Regions from separate parts of the Homo sapiens genome. Here regions 2, 3, 4 and 5 are each linked to region 1. A link is a loop called in an ENCODE intact Hi-C map of the cell type or tissue named here. Cell type or tissue: PC-3. All regions are shown on one strand. Links, peaks and the distances in the headings refer to the core of each region. The heading gives the core; the rest is flanking DNA. Region 1 has its middle 150 kb from the start of RDUR. Region 2 has its middle 14 kb from the start of RDUR. Region 3 overlaps NXPE3 (neurexophilin and PC-esterase domain family member 3). Region 4 has its middle 210 kb from the start of ZPLD1. Region 5 has its middle 230 kb from the start of RDUR.

Region 1 (6,130 bases), core at 438-5,437:
CACCTCCTGACCGCCAGTGGGCAATTCTGTAAGTTATTCAGGAGGCAGAATCAAGTGCTGTTGCTTTCAGGAGTGATCAACTTCCATTTTTAATTGGGCTTTTCAATCTTCCCCGCCTCATTCTCCCTGGTCCCATGATCCCCTCTTGGAGTCACCTTCCAAATAAACTGGCTGTGCAGGAGTCTTTCTAATGACAGACATATGGATAATTTTTACTGTTTTTTTTTTTTTTTTTTGTGATGGGGTCTTGCTGTCACCCAGGCTGGAGTGCAATGGTGCAATCTCGGCTCACTGCAACCTCTGCCTCCTGAGTTCAAGCGATTCTCCTGCCTTAGCCTCTCAAGTAGCTGGGATTACAGGTAAGCACAACGAAGCCCGACTAATTTTTGTATTTTCAGTAGAGATGAGGGTTTTGCCATGTTGGCCAGGCTGGTCTTGAACTCCTGACTGTGGGCGATCCACCCACCTTGGTCTCCCAAAGTGCTGGGATTACAGGCATGAGCCACTGTGCCTGGCCGATTTTTACTGTTAATAAACAGAGATGCACTGAACTTCTTTTTTAAATATTATACATCAGTGCTTTTTTATTTTTAAGTATTAGATTATCAAATGAAATGTGTCATCAGATTACATTTCAAAAAGGCTATAGCAAATCACAGGCCAAGTGACAGTATGCAGGAATCCTTTTTATATACACACTACCCATCAAAGATTACTGTACAATTTTTGCCACTCTGATTTGAAAGTAGTGGTATGTCATATTGCTATATTTTCCTGTCAGATGTGATGCAAGGGGCATCTTTTCATGTTTTTGAAAATTTATTTATGTCAGCTCATGCAAAAAACCATCTGAGATTGATTAAAGACATAAATGAAAAAACATAGTGAAAATATTCAAAGAAATTTCAGAGAAAGTTTGTTTCACCATGTGTGAGGAAGACATTCTTAACTATAAATAAAGATGGATAAACTTGACTAGATTAAAATTTTGCTTTTTTTTTAAGTTCTGATTGAGCAAATGATACCATAAGCAAAGTTAAGACAAATGATGGACTGGCAAAAATATCTACAAAACATAAAATAGACATGATGAATTGATATAAAAATCAAGCTATCTTATAGAAAAGCAGGCAAAGGCCAAAAACAGAAGAAAATGTGTGGCATCTTCCTTCCTATTAGCAGTATAATTCTCCAGGTTATTTTTAGATGTACACACAAACAGAGGCCTGTAAGCTCAGGACCAATCTTTTCAAGAGAATTCGTTCAGACAGAGCTTACTTTGACTTGGGGACTACAGGTCAGCTGCTCTGGAATTCAGAGGCCACATCTCTGTAACACAATGGAAGTTACAAATAGTCTAATACATTTTGTCTACCTAGACCCAAGAATAATGTCCTTGTATTATGTGGGCTGGCATTCATACACCTAACTTCTCTTGGCCTGCATCATTTATCTGATTCTTCCCAATATATTGGATTAGGCAATTTCTAAACTTTATAAACCCTTTTATTGTGTGTGTAGTTCACCCCATCATATCAGCCACCAGGTAGAACCCCCAAGGTATCACAAGTCTGTGCAATTTATTTTGATATCTTAAAAGCATTAAAAAAATCTCATCTCACACAGAACATAAAACAGATATATTGCAATGCAGTGATGCCAGATGGGTTAACATTTATATTTCTTTTCTACTCAATGCTCCATGGTGAAAATAATAGTATTTCTTTATCCTTGTTTGTACTGTCTGAATGCCATAAATTACGGCTCTGCTCCAAAGCTGGTGCTTTATAAAGCCATAATCTGTTCACACACAAATAAAATGTCTTTCTGTATTTGGCCTTTGGACATAACTTCAGTGGGGGGAGAATTTATGAGCTATCAGATCCATGAGCTGCATCAGGTGTGCCAGAAGTTATGTTGATATGGCACATGAACTTAGATTCAAATCTAAGTTTAAGGTTTTAATGGGCCAGTTAAGTACAAACACTGGGGCCTGGTTTTCCTTCCCCATTGAACGAACCACTTTTTGCATAGGAATCTATTTATTTTAAATGTAAGTATAGAGAGGGAATAGCCTCAGAGGCAAGTGCTCACTGGGAGAGGAGAGAGGGGATCGATTCTTCTTTTGTAGTTGCTGCCGTTAAACTCCAGATGAAAAGATGCCTAGTGACATGAAGCTGTGAAAATGCCTTCAGACAATGTTTTAGAGCCTGAGATAAACAGTAATGGGACACAGCTAATTAGCTATTAAAACAATTGAATGGATTTCATTGAATTTTTACCAAATGGCAGAAACTGTTAGCTCTGAAGATTTTTTTCAGTAGCATAGGTTCAAACTTAAATGCATTAAAAACAGGTAATGCAGATTTAAAAAGACAAGTGATGCTCTCTTTACAGGATGTACTTTATGTTCAGGTCATGAGATTATATGAATTGTCCGTGGATAGTCTCATAACCCATAGTTTACAAGAATTTAGTGTATTGTGTAGTTAACGGCTGACTGCCTGTGCGGTCCAGTATTTTTATGGTCCTGAGAAAAGCATAGGTTTCTCTGTGAAGCAGTTGTGGAAAGGTTGTAAAGTGACCTCAACTGACTGCTGAGTCGTCTATTGACGTCAAGAACATTTTATAGTCTGGTGTTTGGTGTATTTTTAGACTCTAAAATCATGGCTGATATATTTAATAGCATCAGTCTTTGACTCATGGATTTATTGTTTAACTCTTACCATTTGCTTTTAACAGAGAAATAGCTATAGAATGACAAAACTCTTCCACTTTTTCAAGTGCATTTTTACCCATACAAGAGGCCATTAAGCATTCTGTTCACATGCTGTGAAAGTAAGGGGCTTTAGTACTTAATTTGGAGAGGAAATGTGATTGAGGACAAAGCGCAGGACCTGGACTCTTACTGTGCACGTGCAATTTGTTAGCTGTGTAACACTGAGGAAGAGACTTAGGATCTCTAGGCATCAATTTTCTCCTCTGTGAAATGGAGATAGTAATATCTGCATCATTTGGAATGCTATCTGTGTTAAGAAGCCTAGTCTCAGAAAACCCAGTTTCAAATGGGCTTAAGCAACGGGTAAGTTTATTATCTCATGTAATTAATTGGAAACCCAGAAATAGCGTGGGTTTCTGGTGCAGAACAATCAGTGGCTCAAATGTCATTGGTGACACAGGATATTTCCACGTCTTCCTTTGCCAGATATAGATGTCATCTCCAGCTGCTTCCCTTTGTAATTATAAGGTGGTTGCCAGTGACAATAGAGATGAATGCTTTCTAGTTCTGTCTAGCTGAAGACAGAAAGAAATTTCCAACCTTCCAGTCTGGAATATAAATCCTTCGCTTCATTGATTGGGTTAACTTAGGTCCTGTATTAACTCTTCATCCTACCCCAGACACAATCAGAGGAATTCATTGCTCCTATTGACTCATCATCTGAGAATGGAACACAGAAGTTCACAGTGTCCGTGGTGCTTTCCATAGCACTTTACAGAGTAGTTGTGAGGGCTAATTTAGACGCACAACATGTGGTACATACAGGGTATTCCGTTAATGGTAATTACTACCAATTCTATTATTATTACCACTCGGTGAGTGTTGGCTCACTCACTGGTGCATTGGGCTCCATAGTTTACCCTGTTTGACCTGAATATGGTGGTAAAGGCGACAAGCTCACAAATTTGCCTCCTATTTGAGTCACTGAATTTTGTACAGAGGAAACAATCTTTAAAAAGCCTATTTATGTCTTAGCTACAGTGCTAAGCCCCATAAGACGTCTTACACATTTTGCCCCTGTTTACAAGGAAACCCAAGCAAGAGGCCATGAACAAGTCAGGACAAACCCATCATCACTGTGGAAAAAAATTTAGGTAATTAATTTTTAAAAACTTTATAAGAAATACCACCAATTAAAGGACATAACTTTTAAAAAGTGAATTCTTAACTGATGTAAATGGGTAAATAAGTCAGTTTTGCATTTTAAGAACACATACTCCGGTGCCAACTAAGTAATGCTTCCTCCACGTGGAAGTACTACTAAACCATGTGCTTAGATTAGACTTAATGTTAAAAAGTTTTTTTTTTCCCCTCAAATCATTAGACTCTGAAAAAGCACAGAATTTCAAGTGTTGACCAAATTCTTCTAAACTCATATTTAAACTTGTTAGACCAAGCCAGGTATGTTTGAGCATGTAAACAATTCATATGAATCCCTTCTTTTTCTAAAGGGAGTGGTCTATATAATGAACAGGTCTAAGTGTCCAAATTGTTCTTGGAAAAAAACAGTGTACCAAGAGTCAGGAGTAGGGAACAGATGACACTGTTAAACAGGATAATTTGAAGATAAATTAATAAAGGGAGTACTAACAAAGTTGTGGGCAGGGGGGAGAAAAACCAAAAGAGATTGTGCAGTGCAGTAGTCTAGAGTCAGTAAAGGCCAGAGCAGAGGAGTTACGTCTGCAGGCCTATGTCCCTCTAGCTTGTACCCAGGTTCCTCATTGGCTGAGCTCATCTGAAGCCAGAGGACAGAGGATGATGAAGCCTGTGGATACAGCCAAGTGGGGAAGTCTCCGCAGCTCAGAGCAGGGTGCAGGGTGGGCTTTGGATTTGCAGAAGCCAACAGAGATTTTAAGCACACAGCCTTTTCCAACAATACTTTTATTTCAGTCATAAACCTAGGAAGATCCCATCACCATTTAGTTAAACTGTGGAACTTAAAGAACATGAGGCAATTTTGGGGACCAGTTAGGAAGCTTAGATCTGCTGTCTTTTCTGACTTCATATTGACTTGAGACTTGGTTCAAACTTCATAAGGTACAGTGAGTATAAAGTTTCCAGGACAGATTCTGAATGAAAGTGTTTCCCTGGAGACTTCCTGACCAAGGATGTTATGAATTTGGGATTATGTTCAATCTTAAAGGTTTCAAGTTTATAGATAAACAGTTTCTCGAGACACCTCTACGTCCCTGGAACTTCAGGTATGGAATATGACATTAACTGATAGCCTATTTTGTTTTTTTCCAGGGATTTAAATTTTTTTCTAAAATTTGGTTATTGTTTGGTTTTGTTCAGTTATATGTCACACGTTATGTTTTTTTTCCATATTGACTAAGCTTGCCCACTTAAATAGTTGCATCAATGCAGATTGATATCATCACTTTTCTAAGTGGATGATGATGAAGTGGCTTAAAAATCATAGACCTCAGTGTTTTCAGATACCTTAGGAATACTGTAATCACCGTGGCAAACCATAGTTCTGATGACTCAATCCGTTTCAGGTTGACTTACTGTGGATTTCCTCGTTTCCTTCAATGTAATATATAAACCACACCAACTCCCTAAAATCAACTTTCTTCACCTCTAAAGTGTGGTTAATTCTTTTAATCATCTGCTCTTTAAACTGATCTCTGTAGCCAAAGCAATGTGGTGGTTGGATGTGGTAGACAATAGGTTTAAAGTTGATGCAGATAATTCATTACATCAATCATTTGCATTGACTTAGTTACACAGATTGACAACTCTCTCTACATCTCTCTCTCACCTTCCCTCCATTCTTAATTTCCTTCCCTCCCCGACTCTTTTATTGCATTAGACTCTACTAGTATTACTTGTAGATCAAGTGTTTAGGTGCTGATGGCAGGATACAGAAGAAAAAATGTGTATGGGCAAAAACACTCAACAACTTCCAACCAAAAACCAAAAACCTTGATGTGTTTGCAAGTTTGCTGAGCTGTACAACTCTATGAGTTATAGAAAAAATACATGTGGCTGATTCACTGAGAGTCAAGAGGAAGTCTCAGAGCTCTTCACACACCAGATAAGAAAGTCCTTTCCTGGCATTCACAACACCACTTTCAGGAGTGCATAGGGTATTCTAGAACTGTGAATATTTCTGGCATAACCCTCATCTCTCCTTTTTCCTCAATACTCACAGCCTTAACATCGCCTTCTGCCTTGAAGCCAGTAGGATGAATTTCACCATGAGCTTTCCCTTTGGCCTGGTCTGTCCTGTCCCTACATGAAGCCCAGAGCCCTCCCCAGGCACAAGCACTCTGATCCTCACACAGCTGCATAGTATTGGAACACCCCTGATTTCTTTTCTATATATTACATTGGGGAGAATATAGT
Region 2 (6,130 bases), core at 413-5,412, 160 kb before region 1:
TTTCACATAGTCCCATATTTCTTGGAGGCTTTGTTTGTTCCTTTTCATTCTTTTTTCTCTATCTTGTCTTTACACTTTATTTCATTAAGTTGATCTTCAATCTCTGATATCCTTTCTTCTGCTCCATCGATTTGGCTATTCATACTTGTGTATGCTTCATGAAGTTCTTGTGCTGTGTTTTTCAGCTCCATCAGGTCATTTATGTCCTTCTCTAAACTGGTTATTCTAGTTAGCAATTCATCTAACTCTTTTCAAGGTTTTTAGCTTCCTTGCTTTGGGTTAGAACATGCTTCTTTAGCTCAGAGGAGTTTGTTACTTCCCATCTTCTGAAGCCTACTTCTGTCAATTCATCAAACTTATTCTCTGTCCAGTTTTGTTCCATTGCTGATGAGGAGTTGTGATCCTTTGGAGGAGAAGAGGTGTTCTGGTTTTTGGAATTTTCAGCTTTTTTGTGCTGGTTTTTCCTTATGTTTGTGGATTTATCTACCTTTGGTCTTGATGTTGGTGACCTTCGGATAGGGTTTCTGTGTGGATGTCCTTTTTGTTGATGTTGATGCTATTTCTTTCTGTTTGTTAGTTTTCCTTCTAACAGTCAGGCCCCTCTGCTGCAGGTCTGCTGGAGTTTGCTCGAGGTCCACTCCAGACCCTGTTTGGGTATCACCAGTGGAGGCTGCAGAACAGGAAAGATTGCTGCCTGTTCCTTCCCCTGGAAGCTTCATCCCAGAGGGGCACCCGCCAGATGCCAGCCAGAGCTCTCCGGTATGAGGTGTCTGTCGACTCCTGCTGGGAGGTATCTCCCAGTCAGTAGGCATGGGGGTTAGGGACCCACTTGAGGAGGCTGTCTGTCCCTTAGCAGAGCTTGAGCACTGTGCTGGGAGATCCCCTGCTCTCTTCAGAGTCAGCAGGCAGGAATGTTTAAGTCTGCTAAAGCTGTACCCACAGCTGTCCCTTCCCCCAGGTGCTCTGTCCCAGGGAGATGGGAGTTTTATCTATAAGTCCCTGACTGGGGCTGCTGCCTTTCTTTCAGAGATGCCCTGCCCAGAGAGGAGGAATCTAGAGAGGCAGACTGGATACAGCAGCTTTGCTGAGCTGTGGTGGGCTCCGCCCAGTTTGAACTTCCTGGAGTCTTCATGTACACTGTGAAGGGAAAACTACCTACTGAAGCCTCAGTAATGGTGGACACCACTCCCCACACCAAGCTCAAGTGTCCCAAGTTGACTTCAGACTGCTGTGCTGGCAGTAACAATTTCAAGCCAGTGGATCTTAGCTTGCTGGTCTCCATTGGGGTGGGATCCCTGAGCTAGACCGCCTGGCTTCCTGACTTCAGACCCCTTTCCAGGGGAGCGAATGGTTCTGTCTCGCTGGCATTCCAAGCACCACCGGGGTATGAAAAAAACTGCAGCTAGCTTGGTGTCTGCCCAAACAGCTGCCCAGTTTTGTGCTTGAAACCCAGGGCCCTGGTGGTGTAGGCACCTGAGGGAATCTCCTGGTCTGCGGGTTGTGAAGACTATGGGAAAAGCATAGTATCTGGGCCAGAAGGTACTGTTCCTCATGGTGCAGTCCCTCATGGCTTCCCTTGGCTAGGGGAGGGAGTTCCCTGACCCCTTGTGCTTCCTGGGTGAGGTGATGCCCCACCCTGCTTCAGCTCACTCTCTGTGGGCTGCACCCACTCTTTAACCAGTCCCAATGAGATGAGCTGTGTACCTCAGTTGGAAATGCAGAAATCATCTGCCTTCTGTGTTGATCTTGCTGGGAGCTACAGACCAGAGCTGTTCCTATTCAGCCATCTTGCCAGCCAAATATTTTCTTAAGAAGATGAAGTTAACAGACTATCTGACACTGTGTTTCACAATGTTTATGGGAGTTTTAGATATGTGACAGAGTTTGGAATTGAATTGATGATAAGTAAATATACTACTCATCTTATGAGCAAATAAGAAAAAACAAGCAAACAGCAGTTCCTTCTCACCTGGGTCCTTCTTTCTCCCATTCCCAGTCAATAAAAGCTTGTGCAGGAAATGGAATTAATTGTAGTTGACTACATGTCTCAGCTGTGAATGACATTTACATAGTCATGATAATGTAAACAGTGAATGTTGATCTAGCTGAAATTTCAATGCAACTCTATTAAGTGAATGAGGGGGGTGGTGGTAGTAACGGAAAGAATGTGTTTACTGTGGGGTGAGGGGAGGGTTAAAGAAAGCTAAAGCTTTACCTTCCCTCCTAGAAAATCAGTAGACAATCACTAAAACCGAGACATCAAGAAATACAATATGCTCATATTATTTAGAGATATAGTGATAAATTCCAAAGAATCCTCTGAAGGAGTGGAAAATTGTTTCCTCTAGATCGGGGGCTACTGTTTTTCATATTTAAAAAAATGACATGTCGGGCCGGGCTTGGTGGCTCACGCTTGTAATCCCAGCACTTTGGAAGGCGGAGGCGGGCGGATCACGAGGTCAGGAGATTGAGAACATCCTGGCTAGCACGGTGAAACCCCGTCTCTACTAAAAATACAAAAAATTAGCCAGGCGTGGTTGCCGGCACCTGTAGTCCCAGCTACTCGGGAGGCTGAGGCAGGAGAATAGCGTGAACCCGGGAAGGCGGAGCTTGCAGTGAGCGGAGATAATGCCACTGCACTCCAGCCTGGGTGACAGAGCGAGACTCCGTCTCAAAAAAAAAAAAAAAAAAAAAAAAGATATGTCTTTTCAAATTATGTGAAAGTATACATCTGATAAAAATAAAAAGAAATGTTTTATTTTAATTCTATCACTGATGACTATTCAGCTTTCTTAAGGCTTAATTTAGCTATCTATAAAATGAGCATTTTAATCAATGATTAAAAGATGTCTTGTTCTGACCAACTGTTCTGGTCTCTAGTCCCACACAGTCATTTGCAGGTATCCGGAGGAACCTATTTGAAAGTAACTGTCTATTGTTTCTCCTTTATTTACAAGGGTTCTGGGGAGGAGTGAAAATGACAAAAGAGAGGTGGCAGGAAGGAGGAGGATGTTTGAGTATTCCCACAAACGGTTGATTAGTCAGTGAATTAAAGAGAGTTCTTGTTCCTGGATAATTTGGAATGAACACATTTCCTGTTCACTCAGAGATACAGCAGCGAGTTTATTCTGGGTGGCTTCCACAGTGACCATTGTGGAGAAGAAATCTTGTAATATAATTGAAGAACAATAGCCATATAATTAACACAGATGTTCAGGTATGAGTCATTGAAAAATTATCATCCTTACTGTGAAATAAGATTGGTCAAGGCGAGGCTGGTCCTTCAAAGAAGGAAAACCCAACATGGTGCAATGTGTGCTGCAGGTAAGGCCGTGGTGTGATTTTGAACGCAAAGTTGCCTCTGGCTCAAGTTCTCTTGGGCTCGAGTCCCAGGCTCTTGCTTGTAACTCCTCTATTGCTTGTCACTGTTATGTAGAGCAGTGTTTCTCAAGTTTGAGTGAATCTTCAAATAACCTGGTGGGCTTGTTGAAACACATATTCCTGAGTTGGATGTCCAGAAATTCGGATTTAGTAGGTCTGTGGTGGGGCCCAGAATATTCATTTTTAACAAGTTGCTATGTGATGTTGCTGCTGCTGCTGCTACTAGGTGTTGAATCACACTTTGTGTAGCACCAAGTGCAGACTTCTGAGAGGGTCAATGGACATCAAATAAGTTTAATGAGAGTGAATGAATGTGTCAGGTGTTTCTAGAGAATAGTGTTTTTTTTTTTTAATTATGAAATATGGCTGGGCGTGGTGGCTCACGCCTGTAATCCCAGCACTTTGGGAGGCCGCGGTGAGTGGATCACAAGGTCAGGAGTTCAAGACCAGCCTGGCCAACATGGTGAAACCCCGTCTCTACTAAAAATACAAAAATTAGTTTGGCATGGTGGTGGTTGCCTGTAACCCCAGCTACTCAGGAGGCTGAGACAGAGAATTGCTTGAACCCGGGAGGCAGAGGTTGCAGTGAGCCGAGATCGTGCCACTGCACTCCAGCCTGGGCGACAGAGTGAGATTCCGTCTCAAAAAAACAAAATTATGAAATATATCCTATAAATGGAAGGGTGCACAAAATATATTTGAACAAATATATGTTTGTTCAGCTTAAAAGATAATGGTTTACAAAACTCAATGTACCCACTCAGTGGGAACAATGACCTACCCAGTGGGTCAAGAAATTAGAACATTTCAGTACATTAGAGAATAGTTGGGGTGACTTGTTTAGCTTATACTATGTTTAATTTTTAGCATCTATGTTCATGATTGAAACTGGCCTATTATTTTCCTTCTTTGTACTGCTTTTGTCAGTTTTTAAAATAAAGGTTATACAAAGCTCGGAAACAGAATTGAGTATTTTTTCTGTTTTCTATAGATTGGAATAATTTCTGTTAAATTGTAATTATATTTAAAAAATCGAGTATATGCCTTCAATAACCAAATATGCACTATTTGAGTGGAAAATGTCATAGAAGCCAATACAAGTGGTTAGACTGCAGACCCAGTATCTTTAATGGTTAGAAAACTATTAACATGTTTTACTCGAAGGGATTTGTGTTAAGTGATATTTTTCAAGACATTTTAATGTATTATCTAAGTTTTCAAATGTTTTTTCTTTTTGAATTCCTGATTTTATTTATACTTTTCTTTTTTTAAATCCATTTTACCATAGATTGGTAAAAGTTGTATTAGTTTTTTAATTAAATAATTTTCAGCTTTGTTATGTGTCTCTATTATATAATGTTAATGTGTTTGTTTATTTAGTTTTTTTGAGACAGAGTCTTGCTCTGTTGCCCAGGCTGGAATGCAGTGGCATGATCTCGGCTTACTGCAGCCTCTGCCTCCTGGGTTCAAGTGATTTTCGTGCCTCAGCCTCCCAAGTAGCTGGGACTACAGGTGTGCACCACCACACCTGGCTAATTTTTTGTATTTTTAGTAGAGACGGGGTTTCACCATGCTGCTCAGGCTGATCTCAATCTCCCAACTTCAAGTGATCTAACCACCTCGGCCTCCCAGAGTGCTGGGAATACAGGTGTGAGCCACTGCGCCTGGCCTACTTTTTATTATTTGCCATTTCTCCTATTAGGAGGTGGGGTCTATTTCTCCTCCGCTTGAATCTGAGTGGGCTGGTAATTGCTTGGACCAGTTGGGTGCAGTAGAAGTAACACTAGGTGACCTCTGACACTGGGTCACAAGAGGCCATGAAGCATATTTCTTGTTCACTGGAAAGCTTGTTCTTGGCACCTGGAACCATCATGGAAGACAGCTGATTACCCTGAGACTGCTGTTGAGGCCACATGTAGGCACTCTGAGTGACAGCCTCAGCTGAAGTTGCCCTTCACCCACCCCAGGCCAAGTGCCAGCTGTGTGAGTAAGAAAAGTGAATATTGAGAGTGCATTCTTCTGTCCCTGCTATTCCAGACATACCCTTTGAGTCACTTCACAGCCTTCAGAGTCATCATAGCTGAGACCCCAGAGGTCACTGGGCAGAGACAAATTATCTCTGTCCTGTTAAAATTCCTGACCACTAGAATGAAGGAACATAATAGTATGTTTATTGTTTTATGCCACTATGCTTCAGGCGGCTTGTTATGCAGTTAGATAACCAAAATAATAATGCCTACACACAGGCAATTGAGACTTTACTGACTATCACCGTTTCTCCATGTAGTCACAGCCATATATATCTGCAAATTTCAATAAATTTGATGGGCATAGAAATGCGTACAGAGTCACCACTGCTCTCACTTGGACTTGAGCTTGGCTTAGGATCTTTGTAAACTAGATGCCAGACTTAGCAGATAAATTGTTTTAAAGAGCAAAGTGTCTCTAGGCTCTTCACTTGGAGGAAGATTATTGCCCCCCACAGATGGGTTCATCCTTCACAGTTAGATTTCCTCTTTCTGTGGCTGAACGTATCAGCCACCCATTTAACTGGAAAGACTTGCTCCAGCCTAATTCTATTCTATTCATTTACTTCTGAAAAGCAAACCAAATAGCCCTTCAAGACTTCTTTCCCTTGGCACGGACTATTTGTTTTAAAATGTGCTCTGAGGCAGTCTGTATGTTCTTATTAATTGTAATTAAATTAATTAATTATTTTAGAAACAAGGTCTTGCTCAGTTGCCCAGGC
Region 3 (6,130 bases), core at 767-5,766, 280 kb before region 1:
AGTACTAGGCACGCACCACCATAGCTGGCTAATTTTTGTATTTTTAGTAGAGATGGAGTTTTGCCATGTTGGCCAGGCTGGTCTCAGACTCCTGGCCTCAAGGATATCTGCCCGTCTTGGCCTCCCAAAGTGCTGGGATTACAGGCGTAAGCCACCACGCCCAGTCTGCTTTGGATTTGCTTTATTGTTTTCACTTTCCATGTGATTAGATTGAGGCTAAATATTTTGGCAGGAAAATTATAGAAGAAGTTTTCCTGCAAATATTTTTACAGGAAATTATGTTTTTGTAAGAAAATTATTATTGTACAATAATAATTATATAATTATTATAACTATAGACAAGTAAATTGTATATTTTTTTCTTACCATAAAAGTCTAAACTCATGAAAGTAGTTTATATGTGCTCTCTTAAAAATCACTTTATTTAAGCTATGAAATTTGATTATGCTGTAATGTGGCCAGGCCTGTACACTTCCTTCATTACTTGTTTTTTGTCTGTCTCCATGTCAGCTCCATGAAGAAGGAGATGCTGTGTGTTTTGCTTACTGTAGTAGCCCTGGATTCTAGGACAGTACCTGGCTTAAGAAGCTTAAGAATTATTTGTTGAATAAACAGTTTTTTCTGAAATTGATGAAATAATAAAAAATGACTGCACATTCCCATATCAAGAATTTGAGAAGTTAACATTTTATGTTTTTGTTTTTGGTCTAAGTACAAGAGACCTAGTTTTATTGTGACTCAGTTTCTGGAATAGTTGCCCCGGATTTCGAGTGCTTTTCTCCTTACCTCCACCCTCCCCCATGTTTTAATGCAGCCCTCCAAAAATATTTACTGAGTGTGGACTCTAGACCAGGGCCTGTGCTAGGATACAAAGATGAATGAGGCACCACCCTTATCTTCGAGTAGTATATGTTTTATTTTATTTTATTTTTTTCCCCTGCTGCCTCCCTTGAGTAGTACATGTTTTAGTAAGGGGAACAGACACTAAAGAGTCCTGGTAATGATGAGCAAAGTACTGCATGAGTAAGTATCTGGGGGGCAAGTGTCCCCACTAGGACTCCTGTCAGATCTGGAAAAGGCCTGAGGAATCTGATACATGACTTAATGCAGCGTATACTTGCAGCCTGAAAACTAAGTAATGACAAAATAGACATTCTTGTCAGTGTGAGCCATTCTCTGAGTCCAAGGGGAGTACATAATTCAAACCAGAATTGGTCATTTTGGAGTTTGCACTCTTAGCAGTATACAGTGGAGTGAAATTTAAGAATCAATTTAATTTCTTTTCAGTTTTTATGTACATAAAACCTGCTTACTACAAGAGACCCAGTTTATTATTTTGTGTTGGTTAACATTCATAAGTATATTTCATCATAATAAGGCTCCGTGAAATTAGTCATTTTATCATTTGCCAATAAAGACATATATCTGAAAATAAATGTTCCTGAACCTGAGCTTGTGCTTTTTTATTCCTCTTAAAGTGGTGTCAATATCAAAATGCCAGTCAACTCCAGTGGACCTGATTGGGTAACTGTGATTCCCAGGAGAATAAAAGGTAAAAAAAAGAATAAGCTTGATGATTTGTTGTTTTTCTTACTAACTGGGTTGAGGCTCTGTCGTTTCATTTATGTTGCAAAAACTTATATGCCATAGTTACTTCTGGGCACAATTGAAAATATTAAAAGTACTGTTTGATTAAAAAAATCAGATCTTATGTGCATAATTCTGAGTTTTGCTATTTATTGTTATTTTATTTTTATTTTTTTGAGACAGGGTCTTGCTCTGTTACCTAGGCTGGAGTGCAGTGGCGCAATCTTTACTCACTGCAGCCTTGATCTCCTAGGCTCAATTGATCCTCCCATCTCAGCCTCCCGAGTAGCTGGGACTACAGGCACACACCACCACACCTGGCTGATTTTTGCATTTTTTTTTTGCAGAGACAAATTTTTGCCATGTTGCCCAGGATGGTCTTGAATTCTTGAGCTCAAGCAATCCTCCCACCTTGGCCTCCCAAAGTGCTGGGATTACAGACATGTGCACGGCCGAGTTTTGCTATTTAAGCTCATGTAAAAGTTTTCTTCTCTTGCCAGCCCTCTTCTGTTTGGCTCCTCAAGAGTCTTTTGAACAACCTTGTCCAATATGATAGCAACTAGTCACTTGTAGTGATTCAAATTTAAATCAATTAAGATTAAATAAAATTCAAAATCTAGTTATTTAATCACACATGCCCAATAACTATATGTAGACAGCATTTTATGTAGAATTTATCCATCATCTCAAAAAGTTGTGTTGGACATTGCTGCTCTAGAGATATGGGTAAAATTATCATGGAAATGTTTAAATCATCACAAAAAGTTGTGTTGGACATTGCTGCTCTAGAGATATGGGTAAAATTATCATGGAAATGTTTAAAATAACATTGGGTTGGAGAATAGCAGCTCTTCTCAAAGTGTGGTCTGTGGATCAGTGGCATCAGCATTACCAGGCAACCTGATAGAATTGCAAATTCTCAGGTCCTATCTCAGATGACTGAAACAGAAACCCTGGCTGGTGGGGCTGAGCAAGAAAGTTTTAACAAACTTTTCGGGTGACTCTGATTTATTGGTGTAGAATATTAATAGTAAAAGAACAAAATTCAGAGCAGTAAATGTAAATTTTGCAGAATAGATATAATTAGCTATCGTGATTTTTAGAAAGAAGGGATGAATGTTACTAGTGAGGCTTATGCAGATGGCGGGCAAGGTCCTTCTAGCTTTTAAAAGTATATTAACTAATAGTACTGCACTCTGCAGATGTTGGCAAACCCTTTTGCTGCAGGGGCTTGATATTTAATACCTGTGGATCAAGCAGAGTGGATATTAGCCACAAGCCTTGTATGAGTGGTGGGGAAGGAACTGAAGAGCAAGGACCATCTCAAGGGGCAGCCTCTTTTCAGTTTCTGCTGCTTTGTTACCATGTAGAAACAAACCCTGTATGCCCAGCTCCGTAGATTTGTTTTTCCAAGAGAAACCAGAAACTTTGATTTTTTAACTGTGATATCTCCATATTTTAGAACATTGACATCCAATTCAAGACTTTGAAAATATTGTATGGGCTAAATAAAATCTGTTTGGCCCATATGCAGCCAGGGCACTGCCAGTTTATATCTCTTGTCTCTAGTATCATATGCCACAAGAATTCCCAGTCTTTTCCTGATGAAGAGCTGTTTTTGATTTACTTGAACCAAATGAATTACTAATTTTAGAGGATATATATATATATATATATATATATATATATATATATGAGACATTTATCTTTTATCTGTTTGGGCCTCAACCCTGAGGTCAAGATGTCAGTAGACAAGGTGTCCTTCAGTAGTACTGCGCTCTAAACACTCTCCATGTCCGACATCTTCAGGAGGCCCTGTCTCCCACTACTGGATCTGTCCTTCTTCTCACAGACTCGACTGGCTTGCCCTTATTGTGATGTCCCTAGGTGTCCCAGGGATGGTCAGTGGGAGGAACTTTGGAAAGTTTACCTGTACCTGACAAGTCTTGAGGATTAGCCAGGAAGTGGCTGTGGGTTTATGATGTACTCTTCTGGTTAGAGGGAAGATAGATTTGGTAATTAGTGAGCCTTTTGATATATTTTTAGAGGAAGAAAGTAACTATGAATTAGTAGGAGCAGAATATCCTGGTTTTGAATAGGAAAACCATCTTGTTGTAACAGGTATATAACTGGAAAGAAAAGAGAAGGGCAATTGATTTATGGACTATGGAAGGAACCCAGCTTGGCAGAACTTCATTGAATTTCACTCTGTGGACCAGCAGGGGGCATTCAAAGACCCTAAATCAAGGGCTCATAATTTTTTTTCCTTCTTTTGCTTCATTCTATGCAAACATTCTGTTTCTGCTTAAACTTTCACCAACTAATTTTAGCATTCATCAAGGTTCATCAGATCTTGCCTGTGGCAATGATTTCTGTGGAATTCTAATTGTGACTTTTAATGTCTCTCATTCTTTCAACATTTATTAGTTGGAATTCTTTTGCAAAGAAGAGTTGTCCCTTCTTCATTTTAAGTATTTATATCAGTGTAGACTCATGAAAATTTCATTCCTTGGAATGAAGGAAAAAAAATTATAATCCAATCCAATTCAATCATTATTTTATTTGCTTTTATTTTTGCTCAAATTGTTCCAGTTTTGGCAGTTGGGGAACACTTTCAGTTTGGCTTCTTTGTGCCCTTTTGTCATCCTGTGTGCTGTCATCCTTTTGTTTGTTTTGAGCACTTCCTTAGTTTCTGGCACCACAAGATATTTGAGGCTTGTCTTGTATTTTCTTTGCCTTAGCCTTAGAAGGGGTTTACAGTATTTCTACTTTTATTTCACTTATGAATCCTATATTTTGAAGTTTTTTCCCTGTGAAATTGTATTTATGTATTAGCTAATTAATATTCTTACAAGGTAAAACTATTGTTAAGATTCATATTTAGATTGCCTGAGATTGGCAGTGCTACTGCTACTTGTGGGCATAATTCCAGTCAAAAGCAAGGAAAAACAGTTTTTAGTTCTAGCTGACTACCTTTTTAAGAGCAAGCATCTGGTTTATGTCAGGTTTTCCCAGTGCCAGAATTACTGCTGAGTTTTCATTAGTACCTGTAATGTAGTCCCCAGATTATCACAGCTGAGTGGCTCAGGGACCTTGACAGATTCTGACCTCATCAACAACTTGAGGTTATATTTTTTGGGGGAACTTACTGAGAGTTTAGAATAAGACTTGATCTAATAGCAACAGTATAGATAAGAACAATGAAGTTTTACATTTGTGTGTATCTTTGTAGCTATGGCAGGTTGAATACTAAGATGACTTCCAGTGATCTATGCTCTTACATAATCTCCTTCCCCTTGAGTTGTGGCAGCGACATGTAAATATGATGGTATATAATTCCTATGATTTGATTATGTTATATGACAAAGTTGACTTTAAGAGAGTGGCATTATCCTAGGTAGACCTGACCTTAGATCAGATAAGCCCTTAACAGGGGCCATGTTCTTCCTGAAGAAATTCAAAGTGTAAGAAGGATTCCATGTGAGGGAGATTCTTTGTTGTTGGTTTTAAAGATGAAGGGGGCCACATGGCTAGGAATATAGGCAACTTCTAGTAGCTGGAGAGCATCTCCTGGCTGATAACCATCAAGGAAATGGGAAACTCAGTCTTACAACCACAAGTAACTGAATTCTGGCAGCAACTTGAATGAACTTTTTTTGTTGTTTTTTTTTGTTTGTTTGTTTTTGAGACAGAGTCTTGCTCTGTTGCCCAGGCTGGAGTGCAGTGGTGCGATCCTGGCTCACTGCAAACCTCTGCCTCCTGTGTTCAAGCGATTCTCGTGCCTCAGCCTCCCAAGTACCTGGGATTACAGCCACACCTGGCTAATTTTTCTGTTTTTAGTAGAGACGGGGTTTTCACTGTGTTGGCCAGGCTGGTCTCGAACTCCTGAGCTCAAGCGATCTACCCACCTTGCCCTCCCAAAGTGCTGGGATTACATGCGTGAGCCACGCGCCCGGCCTTGAATGACCTTTTTGAAGGCTTTTCTCCAGAGAACACAGCCCTGATAATAGCCTGATTCAACTTGTGAGACTCTGAGGAGAGAACAGAGTTATGCGATGTCCCAAACTCCTGACCTGCAGGTCTGTGGGTTAATAAATGTCTCTTGTTTTTAAGCTACTAAGTTTGTGGTGATGTGTTACACAGCAATAGAAAACTAATAAAATAACTACCATCTAGATCAAGTTATTGAACATTTAGAACATATAGGATGTTTCCAGGACCCTAGCATGCGCTTTACTATTCACACTATTACAGTATTGAATTTTCACAATAACCCTTCAAAATAACTAGTAGTTGACCCATTTTATAGATGATGTGACCAAAGTCCAGAGATTTCACTTATTGTGTCATCGTTTTGAGTCCTTCTTTGTTAGACTCTGAGGGTATAGTTAGGGAATAAGATGAAAATTTAAATGATTTCTGAAGTCTCAAGAGTTGGAAATGTGGAGTCAGACTTAGAGTAGGTCCCGTGACTCTTCATCTAGCATTTTCCCTACTGCCCCTTAACCATGTTTAGGAGGTATGGCCAATGATGTCTTGATGC
Region 4 (6,130 bases), core at 817-5,816, 130 kb after region 1:
TGTTTTCCAACTTGGTTCCATTCTTCCCGTCACTTTCAGGTATACCAATCAATCATAGGTTTGGTCTTTTCACATAGTCCCCTATTTCTTGGAGAGTTTTTTCATTCCATTTTATTCTTTCTTCTCTAATCTTGTCTTCATGCCTTATTGCAGTAAGTTGATCTTCAATCTCTGATATCCTTTCTTCCATTTGATTGATTCGGCTACTGCTACTTGTGTGTGCTTCACAAGTTCTTGTGCTGTGTTTTTCAGCTCCATCAGGTCGTTTATATTCCTCTCTAAACTTGTGATTCTAGTTAGCAGTTTCCGTAACCTTTTATCAAGGTTCTTCGCTTCCTTGCTTTGGGTTAGAACATGCTCTTTTAGCTCAGAGGAGTTTGCTATTACCCACCTACTGAAGCCTACTTCTGTCAATTTGTCAAACTAATTCTCCATCCAGCTTTGTGCCCTTGCTGGAGAAGAGTTGTTATCATTTGGAGGAGAAGAGGCATTCTGATTTTTGGAATCTTCAGCATTTTTGTTCTGTTTTTTCGTCATCTTTGTGGATTTATCTACCTTTAATCTTTGATGCTGATGACCTTTTGATGAGGTTTTTGTGTGGGCATCTTTTTTGTTGATGTCAATGTTATTGCTTTCTCTTTGTTAGTTTTTCCTTTAACAATCAGGCCCCTCTTTTGCAGGTCTGCTGGAGTTTGCTGGAGGTCCACTCCAGACTCTGTTTGCCTGGGTATCACCAGCAGAGGCTGCAAAACTGCAAAGATTGCTGCCTGCTCCTTCCTCTGGAAGCTTCATCACAGAGGAGGACCTGCCTGATGCCAGCCAGAGCTCTCCTGTATGAGGTGTCTGTCCACTCCTGCTGGAAGGTGTCTCCCAGTCAGGAAGCATAGGGGTCAGTAACCCACTTGAGGAGGCAGTCTATCCCTTAGCAGAGCTTGAGGGCTGTGCTGGGAGATCTGCTGCTGTCTTCAGAGATGGCAAGTAGGAACATTTAAGTCTGCTGAAGCTGCGCCCACAGCCACCCTTCCCCCAGGTGCTCTGTCCCAGGGAGATGGGAGTTTTGTCTATAAGCCCCTGACTGGGGCTGCTGCCTTTCTTTCAGCGATGCTCTGCCCAGTGAGGAGGCATCTAGAGAGGCAGTCTGGCCCAAGCCACTTTGTTGTGCTGAGGTGAGCTCCCCCCAGTCCGAACTTCCTGGCTTCCTTAACACTGTGAGGGGAAAACCACCTACTCAAGCCTCAGTAATGGTGAATGCCTCGCCCCTGACCAAGCTGGATCACCCCAGGTCAACTTCACACTGCTGTGCTGGCAGTGAGAATTTCAAGCCAGTGATTCTTAGCTTGCTGGGCTCCATGGGAGTGGGACCTACCGAGCAAGACCACTTTGCTCCCTGGCTTCAGCCCCCTTTCCAAAGGGGTGAACGGTTCTGTCTCGCTGGAGTTCCAGGCAACACTGGGGTACAAAAAAAAGACTCCTGCAGCTAGCTTGGTGTCTGCCTGAACAGCTGCCCACTTTTGTGCTTGAAACCCAGGGCCCTGGTGGTGTAGTCACCCGAGGGAATCTCCTGGTCTGTTGGTTGCAAAAACCGTGGGAAAAGTGTAGTATCTGGGCCGGTTAGCACAGTCCCTCACAGCTTCCCTTGGCTGGGGAGGGAGGCCCCGGGCCCCTTGCACTTCCTGGGTGGGGCAACGCCCCACCCTGCTTTTGCTCAACCTCCGTGTGCTGTACCCACTGTCTAACCAGTCCCAATGAGATAAACCGGGTGCCTCAGTTGGAAATGCAGAAATCACCCAGTTTCTGCGTTGGTCCCGCTGGTATCTGCAGACCAGAGCTGTTCCTATTCAGCCGTTTTCCATAGATAATATTTAAAACTTGGAGAATAAAGGAGACAAATGAAAGAGAGACCACAGAGTAAGAAAAGAAGAGTTGCTCAGGACTAAGCCTGACCAACCTAATGTTCCTGAGGAGAATGAGAAGAAGGGATCATGGAAAAATGAGGGTGTAGTGCTACTGAAACTCAGAGACATGGCTCAAGAAAGCAGTAAGGTGTTGAATGCTGATGAGAGGTTTAATGCGATGAAAATTGAAAACTGCTTAACTAGTCTGAGACTGTGATCCTCCACTTGTATATGTTCTGCTTTAGGGAGAGTCACCTAATGTATTTGGATTTCAGTTTCATCATCTATAAAATAGTTGTGCTTGTGAAAGGCGGTGTTGAGTGCTGTGAAAGGAAGGGGTTTGCTTGGGAAGTGTCAGACATTGCATCGGACAATGCAAGATGGTTAAGTGTGGAGGTGAGGGTGGAGCAGATGATCTACCAACTCTAAAAATGTATGAAATATGAGCCAATGTATAGGATGATAGTATTTAACTTTACAGAGTAGATGAAAGGATTTTCTGTATCACTCGGTAAAGTACCAAGTACTAGGTAAATACAAAGTGTTATTTCTGTTTACTGAGAATATACTTATCAAAGGGAATTGAGGATTTGTGGCAGCTGTTTTAAGATAGACATAGGCTATAGCCATGATGGGTGATCTCATATAGAAGAAGCTGGAGGCAGAATTGTCAGGTCTGTGAACCCAAATATTAGTGCATCAGCACCTTAGAAATTAAGAGGTCCCTGAGGTTTTGAGATTGGCATCTGGTCTTCTTGAGTGACAGCCACTAGGAGATATTGCCTTGTTCTCATACCACAGAACTATCTGGATAATCTGAGGCCACCTGCTGGGTGGTCAGGCCAGAACATCCATCCTTTTGGTACCGCTCTCAGAATTGCTCACTCCTGCCCGCTACCACAAACATTTAATTTTATATAGGGGAGATAGTGGAAGGGGAGGAGGATCCCTGTTCCCCAGGGCCTTGCCACAGAAATAATGCCGAGGCTTCCACTGCTTCCTAGTATGTCATGCAGGGAGAAATCACTGGGTCCTCATGAAGCAACCCTATGCATTTGGGAACCTCATGTACAATGAATGCTCAATAAATACTTGTTTTTTAAAAAAGGGAATAACTAGCAATTCGTACTGTGTGTATTAGTGGGAGGCAAGGCTAACCTTTGCCGTTGGCCTATGGTGTCGGCTCTGTGGGATGATTTTGCAAATGTTCTGTTCCCACATTAGTAGCTTTCCAGATGATTACAATTCTGCTTCTAGAATTCCACCCTTTAATAGGCATTGTTCTCAGACAAAATGCAAGTGAGAGCAAAATCACATCATTAGTTTTTTATATCTTACTGCATTTGAATTATTTGGATGTCTCTTGAGAGCAGAGTTTGAAATGGATGCTGAGAAAGCCGGGGAGCTGAAGGAAGGTGGGAAACTACACAGAAAACGGCAGCTACAAATATCTAATTCTACAGGTTTCACAGTTGTGCCTAACACTGGTCCTGATCAGTAGCTTTGACAAGGCACGTACCTGAGGACAATGTGTGCCCCCTCTCCTTCTTTCTGTTTTTCATTAATTCCTTTATACTTCGCTTTGAATATGTATTGTGAGTCAGATGCCCCGCACATAATCACATGTTCTTAATACAGTTACACCCAGATGCACAAAGAGTTTGCAGGTAACGTTTTCAGTCTCTCTCAGCAGCTTCCAATTTTGTGCGACTGATTGATTAACACAGTAACATGAGCAAACACGAAGTACCAGAGCTTCAGGTGACACATTTAATTAACGACATTCAGGCAAGCAAAGAAAGATAAGCATTCTGGTAGCAGCCAATTACAAATTACAGATTAATGAATGTAATTTCGGGTTTCAGAGATTTTCCTATTTTATTCTAACACTGGGATCAACATTCATCAGCTCAGAAGGGGGAAGGTGCAGGCCTGCTAAGCAAGGTATCAACCTAAGGATAGCTTTTGCTTTTGCTCCAGCTCCATGTCTGATCAGATAGAATTACCAAACTTAATCTGACCTCTAGTGGCACTTTGCATTAACAAGCACATTTGAAATCCACTTAGGAATTTTGCTGTGAGAATTCTGCTATCATCCCATCTTACAGCTGGAAGGAACCTTAGAGATGATCTGCTTGGCAGGCTTCTGCCCACTCCCCTATTTTACAGATGAGGAGACTGAGGCCTGGAGATATTGATGGGTGATGATAAAAATTGAATAGCTAATTGATAGAAAAGTCAATGATGACAGAATCCAAGTTTCTAAAAAAATTTAATTGTAATTTTTGTGGTAGGTGTATACATTTATGGGATACATAAGATGTTTTGATACAGGCATGCAATGAGTAATAATGACATCATGTAAAATGAGTCAAGTATTTTATCCTTTGTATCACAAACAATCTAGTTATACTCTTTTAGTTACTTTAAGATGTACAATTAAATTATTAATGACTATAGTCACTCTGTTATGCTATCAAATACTAGGTATTATTCATTCTTTCTATTTTTTATACTCATTAAATCATCCCCATCTCCCCCATACCTTCCTACACTCCTTCCCAGCCTATGGTAACCATTCTTCTTCTATCTCCAGAATCCAGGTTTTTAGATTTCTACATTGTTATGAGTGTGTTAGCAGAGAAAAGTCAATATGCAAGTCTGTAAGATTCTTGATGAGAATAAGCTTAGGTGTATAAAATTAATGGCTGTCTGAATATAGGTGAAAAGCATCAAAACACTTTTGGTTCAATATCTGTATATTTTAGCCCAAAGTTCCAAAGTTTTATGGCATTATCTGAGTCAAAATAACTGACTTTAATTTAGCTACATTTAAATGGTGAATTTCTTTGATTCTTTTGAGTCAATGGTTTATAACTATCACTCTTAGTAAGTGAGATGATTGTAATGATTTAATCGGACCAACAATTCAGTGAACTAATCTAATATTCAGTTCTAAATCTCAGGAATATTCAAATTGGGACAAGGTATGAATCTTTTTGTACCCAATTCCAGGGTTTTTAATCAAACCACAGGCAGTGTTAAGCAGTTGAAAATAAATCAGACTTCAGGTTTGAGTAAACCTGGGTTAGAATTCTGGATTCTTGTCAGCATTCATTTCTATTGCTGCTGTAACCAATTACCACAAACTGAGTGACTTAAAGCAACACAAACTTATTTTCCTCTATTTCTGGAGATCAGAAGTCCAAAATACATTTTAAGGGGCAATAAGGTGTCAGCAGGGTTTGTTCCTCCTGGTGGCTTCAGGGGAGAATCCATTCCTTGACTCACCTACTTCTAAAGGTTGCTGACATCCCTTGGCTCCTGGCTACATCACCCCAACCTCTGCTTCCATGGTCGTATCGCCTTCTCTTCTGTAGTAAAATTTCCCCTTCATGAGGATAACATGATCACATTTATGGGCCACCTGGATTACTAGGGTAATCTTGCCATCTTTGAATCCTGATTTTAATCACATCTACAAAGTTCCTTTTGCCATGTAAGGTAACATTAACAGGTTCTAGGGATTATGATATGGATATCTTGAGTGGGTTTATTATTCAGCCTTCCCCAATCTCTTACCAGCTGTGTGATCTAGGTGTGATCATCTTAACCAGCCTTATCGAATTGGTTGGGAGGATTAAAATAGAGGATAGATAAAACATACCTAGCAAACTACCTGGTGCATGATAGGTGCTCAGCAATAGCAATGTTCTCTTCTTTTCCCTTGGCTTAATCAGTAGATGAAATCTTTAACAGTAGGTTATGCATATAGTGGAGGTTTATATTCAGCGTAGTCCAAGATCTGGTTTCTAGAAGCAGAATTACCATTTGGTGGATGAAGTAGAAACCAGAAATTCCTGAAATGCAGTATTTCTCAGTCCAGCCTTTCCCAAATGATGAATTCCTCTCTCCACCCTCCTGAATGGTGCATCTTGCATTTTGATTTTGGAAACTTGATTACTTTCTTCATCAGACTGTCTTTTCCTAGTTTGCATAGATAAAAACTTCATTGCTGGTAATCAAATTAATTGTCTTTTAAAATAGTTATGTCCTGTGGCAATCAATTATACAAGTCTACAGATGGCACATAAAGTGTGTGCTGAATGGAATGATAATGGAATATAAACTATATTCAGGTTTACCCTGTTTTATTGTTTCTACTCGGCCATGTACTTGGTCTACATGAGAGGGATACTTAAAAAAATGTACTGCTATGTTTGGCCTCTTATGTT
Region 5 (6,130 bases), core at 331-5,330, 84 kb after region 1:
ATATTGTAGATCTAATTTATTCATTCAAACTACCAGATTATGATTTTAAAGCTCTTAGTAGTTTTCTCTGTTGCTCTAAGGGTAGAGCCATAATTTATCTTTGGGTCAAGATTGTATTTTTCTTTTGGGCAAAACTCTAATGTCCCCTTCCAGTTATCCATAGGTAAATCCAAAATGCCATTCTATATTGCAAAAGTTAGGAATAAAGAAAAATTCAACTGTTCTATTATAGGAACTCTTGACTCTTGTGGGCAGAGTGGCATCCCTACACATTTTATGATTTCATGTTGATTAAGTAGGGGGAGCAATGAAAGGTAATGGTCCCTTTAGGATGCTTCTGTCTATGGGAAGTAACGTGTTGGCAGTAAGCATCAACATTAAGGAGGATGGAGATCAGTTGAGAGACTTCCAGTGAAGAGATATGACCAATTGTCTTTAGGAGGAGAAATAATTAATTCCATTTTAAGCTTTCTGTCTCTGACTCCCCATTTCCCTTTATAATGCCCCAGTCTTCAGTAAAGTATTACTGGACACTGTGGCCTGGACTTTGGAGAGCTGCAGCAGCAGAGATCTGTGGAGCAGCTGCCTGAATTGACAATGGATATCCAACAACCTACACAGAGTTGTGGAACATGTACATGCAATCATTGAAAACCTTAAAAACACCTGGAGAAGGAGCCCTAAAAAGACTGGATATGAATGTTGTGCAAGTAGAATGGGAGATTTTGATTATTGTATTTGGGGAGTAATGGGAAGAACATTGTAGACTTGTAACATACTTAATAAAAGGACAGAAAAATTGATTCACCCCAAAAGTACAAAACAACCATCTCCAAAATTATTCTCATCATTTAATTTCATTTGACAACTTCAGAATGCTTGACGCAATGCTTCAGTTACAGCAGGCATTTCTACAGTGGAATTTTCTGTACAATTATGAAATTAACAATGCTTCCCTCCCTTAATGAGTTCAAGTTCTGGGTAGAGGAAACACATCCATACTCAATAGACATTCATGGCCAACTGAAGATCCCAAATTGTCTTAAAATATATAGTTCAGTGGGAAGAAAGAAATGCTTAATTTCCAAGTATCCTTTAAATTGGAAAATAACATTTTTTTTTTTACTTAAATGAACTATAAGCACTTTGTTCTGAATTCTACAGGAATTGTTTTCTACTAATTAATCTTTAATGTATATGTTTAGTGCCTGTGTTCACATTTTTCAGGATGCTTCTGAGAGTCCTAGAGCCCTGTGAATTTATTACTAAGAAATAACCAAAACAGCCCTCAAAATAGTGGTTTTTATTTTTATTTTAAATCAAATAAAGTGCTCTTTATTAAATGATTTTTAGAATCATTAGTCTCCTTTTTCTTCAAATGTCCATGGTATTCATGTTAATTGAACCAGGTCACTCTTTCTCAATGTTTCTAAAAATTTTCCTCTTAGAGATGAGATGCATGTTTTTCTCAAATGATAGTATGATTTATACTTACAATTACTCACAGAAAATCTGGCTATAGACTCCATTGCCAGATTGTTTATTAATGAGTAGATTTTGAGAAAAGATATTTTATTACCATTTTTATGTCTTAGGGACCTCATCATTGAAGCTAAACTTCTAATCTTCCTTACAACATAAAGATAATTTTACTTATTGGAAGCTTATGTAACCTAAAATTTAGATTTTGACAACTGTCTTGCAGTTTATAAATATTATAATAAAGAAATCTATACCAGGATGGTTTAAACTCTTTAACTTATAAACAATAACTGTGAGAATTCTTGGTATGCTCTAGATGACATTCCAGTTGTTCTTTTATGTTTGTAGATGTAAGTCAAGGATCCCTAAGTTATTCTAAAGTCATGCCCATTGTTCTTTGAGTCTTGGCTTCTGATAATGTCTTGATTTGCTTGAAGTACAGTTGGTTTGTTTATTAACCTCCTTATTGTTAAGATGATTCAATTAAAAATGTCCCAGTCATTTGACAACTTAATCAAATAACTTCAGACAGAGATAACATTATTATGAAAATAACTCAGGGTAATTAAATGTAGAGGGACTGAGTAGCCCCTTCAGATAAAGTCATCGTGGGAGATCTCTGAATAGAGGACATTTCAGCTGGGATCTAAACGTCAAGCATGAGGTGGTCTCTCAAAGAAAAAATGGAAAGAAAAGCATTCCAGGAGGAAGGAAGCAGAAATATAAAGGCCATCAGGTAGGAATAAGCTTTGTTTGCTTGAGGAATGACAAGGAGGCCAGTGAGATGACTAAGGTGGGAGAAGTCGCCAATGCTATATGAAAAGTGGACACGGCCAGATTACACTCAGCCTTGCAAGCTGCGAGGATTATATTATATTATATTATATTATATTATATTATATTATATTATATTATATTATAATTTTAGAGACGGAGTCTCACTCTGTCGCCCAGGCTGGAGTGCAGCGGCGTGATCTCGGCTCACTGCAACCTCCACCTTCCAGGTTCAAGTGATTCTCCTGCCTCAGTCTCCCAAGTAGCTGGGACTACAGGTGCCTGCCACGATGCCCAGCTAATTTTTGTATCTTTAGTAGAGATGGGATTTCACCATGTTGGCAAGGATGGCCTCGATCTCTTGACCTCGTGATTCGCCCACCTCAGCCTCCCAAAGTGCTAGGATTACAATGTGAGCCACTGCGCCTGGCTGGAGTTCTGATTTTATAAGCATGGAATCACATGTCCAAGATATGGTCGAGTGAAAAAACCATGCTTCAAACAGTCTGAATAGAAAGATCCCCTTAATATAAAATTGTATATTCATTTCCATATGTGTCTGTAGGCACGGAGATACATTGGGGCATATGTTCAGAGAAATGCTAACATTGGAAACATCTGAGGGCTGAACTTCAGGTGACAATTATGTTCCTTTTGTATTTTTCTGTACTGTTTGAATTGTTTACCAAAACAACAAAGCCATATCAAATATGCATACATAAAAAATGAGCCACGGTCCTCTTTGACTAAGATTTAATGTTAAGACAATATTGACATTATTGTGGCTTCCAGACTCACACAAGATAGAAAAAAAATGGATTTATAAAGAAAAGTTTGTTGGATTTTATTAATAAATGTAACAGTAAAATAACCTATGCTTTTTGGGGGAGTTTTCAATGATTATGGAAGATACAAAAAGCACCAAAAAACCTAGAGTGCACAGAACATGAACAATCAAGAAAATTCCCTTATTATGTACCAAAATAGAATTCCCCACATATGATTGGTATTTCCCTCAACTTCTGGAAAGCAAAAAATGAATGGGAGGACATTAAGCTGACAGAAGGCAGAAGGTGGAAAAAGGGTAAATAGTATTCACGTTACACATTAATTCAATTACTCATTCCTTTGACAGAGATTTTAAAATAATCTAAATAAACAAGGGTTGCGTGCAAGAAGTCTATTTGAATTAGATTCTCATGGATGTAAAAACAAAACACGACCACAAAGGGAAGCAGGCAGGGCTGAAAGACAGCACAGAGGCTACTAGCTTCATAACAGAATAGTCAGACTTAGGGTTTCCATATTCTACCAAAAAATAAATGAGAAATCTTCTTTTTGCATCTACTTCTCCCATCAAAACCTTTCCATTGCTTTGTTTTATGTCACCTTGTTTTTACTTGTATATATTCACCTTTTGTTACATCCTCATATTTCTGTGGTATCTATGGAGTCCTGTTTCAGAGGATTCACTTGAACCAGCTTTGATTTGCATGTAACTACCTATTGCCATAGTTCCATGGAAAACCACTAGGAGAGTGTTATTATTCCAAAGCTGGATTACTTCCATAAATAATCTAATGAGAGCTTCATTTTTTTCTGCCTATGAAAGCCAGTTGAGTTCCATTCCATTTATGGAAAAAAGGCTTTTCTATTTCTATTCAATTAAGCAAATGGCTGTCTTTTGGCAAGGAAAGAAGAAAAGCATTAATCATTTCCAGTTCACCATATCAGGATGTTTACTCACAAAAGACAAAGATTCAATTATATCTTTCTTATTATGACCTCCAGGTATTTTTCTCAATGTGACAGTTCTATAACTCTTCAGAAGAGGTTATTTATGGATATATCCTACTTAGAAGAATAGAATGTGGGCAATAGCATAAGAACACTTTGGCATCACTTCAGATAACCTGATGCCTGCATTGGTCCATCATGACTGGAGGCATTCGTTTGTAATAATAAATAAAGTCTGATGGTAGTCCTTGAGGATGCCAGTTGCTTTTTACCCTTTCCCCAGTCACCATCCCTCTAAATGTAGTAGACTGTTGCTAGGATTGGATCTTATCTCTGGCCATATTGAAATCTACCCCCCAACTCTTCAAACTTAGCTCTCTTCTTCTATCATGTAGGATTGCACCTGACCTTTTGCCCACCTGGGTTTCATGGGCTTAGACTTCACTATTAATTCTTGCCCGAGTAGCTGCTGGAGTTGGCTTGGCAACCATTGCCAACTGAGTTCCCTCTTAGGCTCTGTCTCAGCAACAGTGTAAGTAGAACTGAGGCTGGTACCTAGACTATGGTGGGCTGATTCGTAGAGGCTGGTTTGGACTGAATGGAGAAGAGGTAAAACTGTGAGAAAGAGAGTGAAAAACATGAAAATCCATGAGTCAATATGTGAGTATGAAGAAGACAAAAGCCCATGTTTGTGAAGAGCTACACTGCTCACCAGTGACTTTCCACAAATACCTGTCCACCTCAGCATTGAGATGAGATAGAATTTTCTCATCCAATGCTGCAGGTGTTAGCTGAGTATGCCTTTTTCTTAGCCAGCTCTGACTACTAGTTAAAAATACTAAAAGGGGCTGTGTTATTTGAAATTATTGTTTAGCATTTCTATTTGCAGAGCCTATTTTAAGGAGGTTAAATCACTTTTTAATTTAACTAGTTAGGCTCCTATTGGATAGTGATGAGGTACCTTGACTACATTCTGGAACTAGGCATAATCTTCAGTAAACTGATATTAATGTATTTTCTTACTTTTAAATTCTTTTCATAAAAAGTTTCTTTATTTAAACACAAACAATGTAACAAAGCTTTTTTAAAAGAAAATATTTAAAGTAATATATATACTTTTAAATATAAAATTGTATACCTTTGTCATTAATTCATAACTTCTGGTAAACACAGCTTAATTTAACCTTGGCTTTATTCTTAGATTTTGATTGAATGCTTCTTTTATCTTACCCCGGATCATTTCATAAAGTTGTTACATAGACTTCTGGGCTTATGCAAGTTATTTTAAAAGCCATTGTAGTCGCTCAGAACTGGCATCACACATTAACTTCCAAATAAGGGATTTTTTTTGATCTGTCTTCTTTCATAAGTTTCTGTTGAAATCTTTCCTTTATATAACAGAAGAACTGAAAAAGGGAGAAAAACATGAAGGTCATTTTATGCTGATAGCACAAAAACTGGGTTTTTATCTAATCATGTGGAAGTGCTTTTCTCTCTGGTGTTAAATAAATGAGAAATATAAAATTTCCATTGATTTATAATTGAAAGCTGGTAGCTATATATTATTCAAAATTCAAAATATACTACAAGTCGTTGCTTTTTTAAAATATTGTTCTTGAAAATGTATTCTCAAGTTGATGGTGTGAATTCAAACAACGCATATGTAAAAATAGAAAAAGAAACAAAAATGCCTAGACTTCCCATTTGGTGGTTAGAACATATCCTTGACCTCTACCACAAATGGGTGTGTCTATCCATACATCACTGGGCCGTTTCAAAGAGTTTCCAGATTAGTTGGGAAGCTTTGTCACTGAATGTAATAAATAAAGCTCATATTTAGAGTTTAGAGTTTTTCTCTTTGCAAATAGCAAAAAAAAAAAAAAAAAAATTAAAAAAATAAAAATAAAAATATAAATAAAAAAATAAATTAAAAAGAAAAAAAAACACCAAACGAACAACCAAACAACGACCCCCCCCCCTCTTTTTTTTATTCACAGGACGACAAAATCCTCATGTAAGAATCTCAGGAACATAAACATAAAGCTCTGCTCATAGGGGCATAGCCAGTTGTTCCTATTGCCCTTTTACTGAAGTGCTGTCATTGTCTGGGGTAAATACCTGAGGTTTATTGCCTCAC

The links. Hi-C counts contacts between places; a loop is a spot of excess contacts. Peaks named below come from ENCODE experiments on the same cell type or tissue, not always from the same donor. Only the 100,000 strongest peaks of a DNase experiment are listed, where the experiment ranks them.
Region 2: it touches region 1 in a loop (9-fold over the local background); 3 of 110 quality-filtered maps call a loop at or near these places.
Region 3: it touches region 1 in a loop (3-fold over the local background); 6 of 110 quality-filtered maps call a loop at or near these places.
Region 4: a loop joins it to region 1, with 7 times the contacts of the local background. A loop is called at or near these places in 3 of 110 quality-filtered maps.
Region 5: it touches region 1 in a loop (7-fold over the local background); 5 of 110 quality-filtered maps call a loop at or near these places.

Annotation. Positions count from the first base shown.
Region 1 is chr3:102,087,520-102,093,649 of GRCh38, forward strand. No RefSeq gene overlaps it. Among named protein-coding and RNA genes, the nearest start is that of RDUR, 150 kb to the left of the region's middle. In PC-3, for the core only: no CTCF peak of the experiment used is centred there; a DNase peak (open chromatin) is centred at 2,562; H3K27ac peaks cover 4,894 bases.
Region 2 is chr3:101,923,703-101,929,832 of GRCh38, forward strand. No RefSeq gene overlaps it. Among named protein-coding and RNA genes, the nearest start is that of RDUR, 14 kb to the right of the region's middle. In PC-3, for the core only: no CTCF peak of the experiment used is centred there; DNase peaks (open chromatin) are centred at 3,009 and 5,399; H3K4me3 peaks cover 1,145 bases; H3K27ac peaks cover 4,673 bases.
Region 3 is chr3:101,805,575-101,811,704 of GRCh38, forward strand. NXPE3 (neurexophilin and PC-esterase domain family member 3) reads left to right here. Exons shown (of 8, transcript NM_145037.4): 6 at 1,479-1,552. Among named protein-coding and RNA genes, the nearest start is that of NXPE3, 29 kb to the left of the region's middle. In PC-3, for the core only: a CTCF peak has its summit at 3,817 (motif pointing right); DNase peaks (open chromatin) are centred at 3,817 and 4,247; H3K27ac peaks cover 1,387 bases.
Region 4 is chr3:102,221,681-102,227,810 of GRCh38, forward strand. No RefSeq gene overlaps it. Among named protein-coding and RNA genes, the nearest start is that of ZPLD1, 210 kb to the right of the region's middle. In PC-3, for the core only: CTCF peaks have their summits at 2,726 (motif pointing left), 2,926 and 3,930 (motif pointing left); DNase peaks (open chromatin) are centred at 2,711 and 3,921; H3K27ac peaks cover 3,632 bases.
Region 5 is chr3:102,171,156-102,177,285 of GRCh38, forward strand. No RefSeq gene overlaps it. Among named protein-coding and RNA genes, the nearest start is that of RDUR, 230 kb to the left of the region's middle. In PC-3, for the core only: no CTCF peak of the experiment used is centred there; a DNase peak (open chromatin) is centred at 3,346; H3K4me3 peaks cover 291 bases; H3K27ac peaks cover 3,882 bases.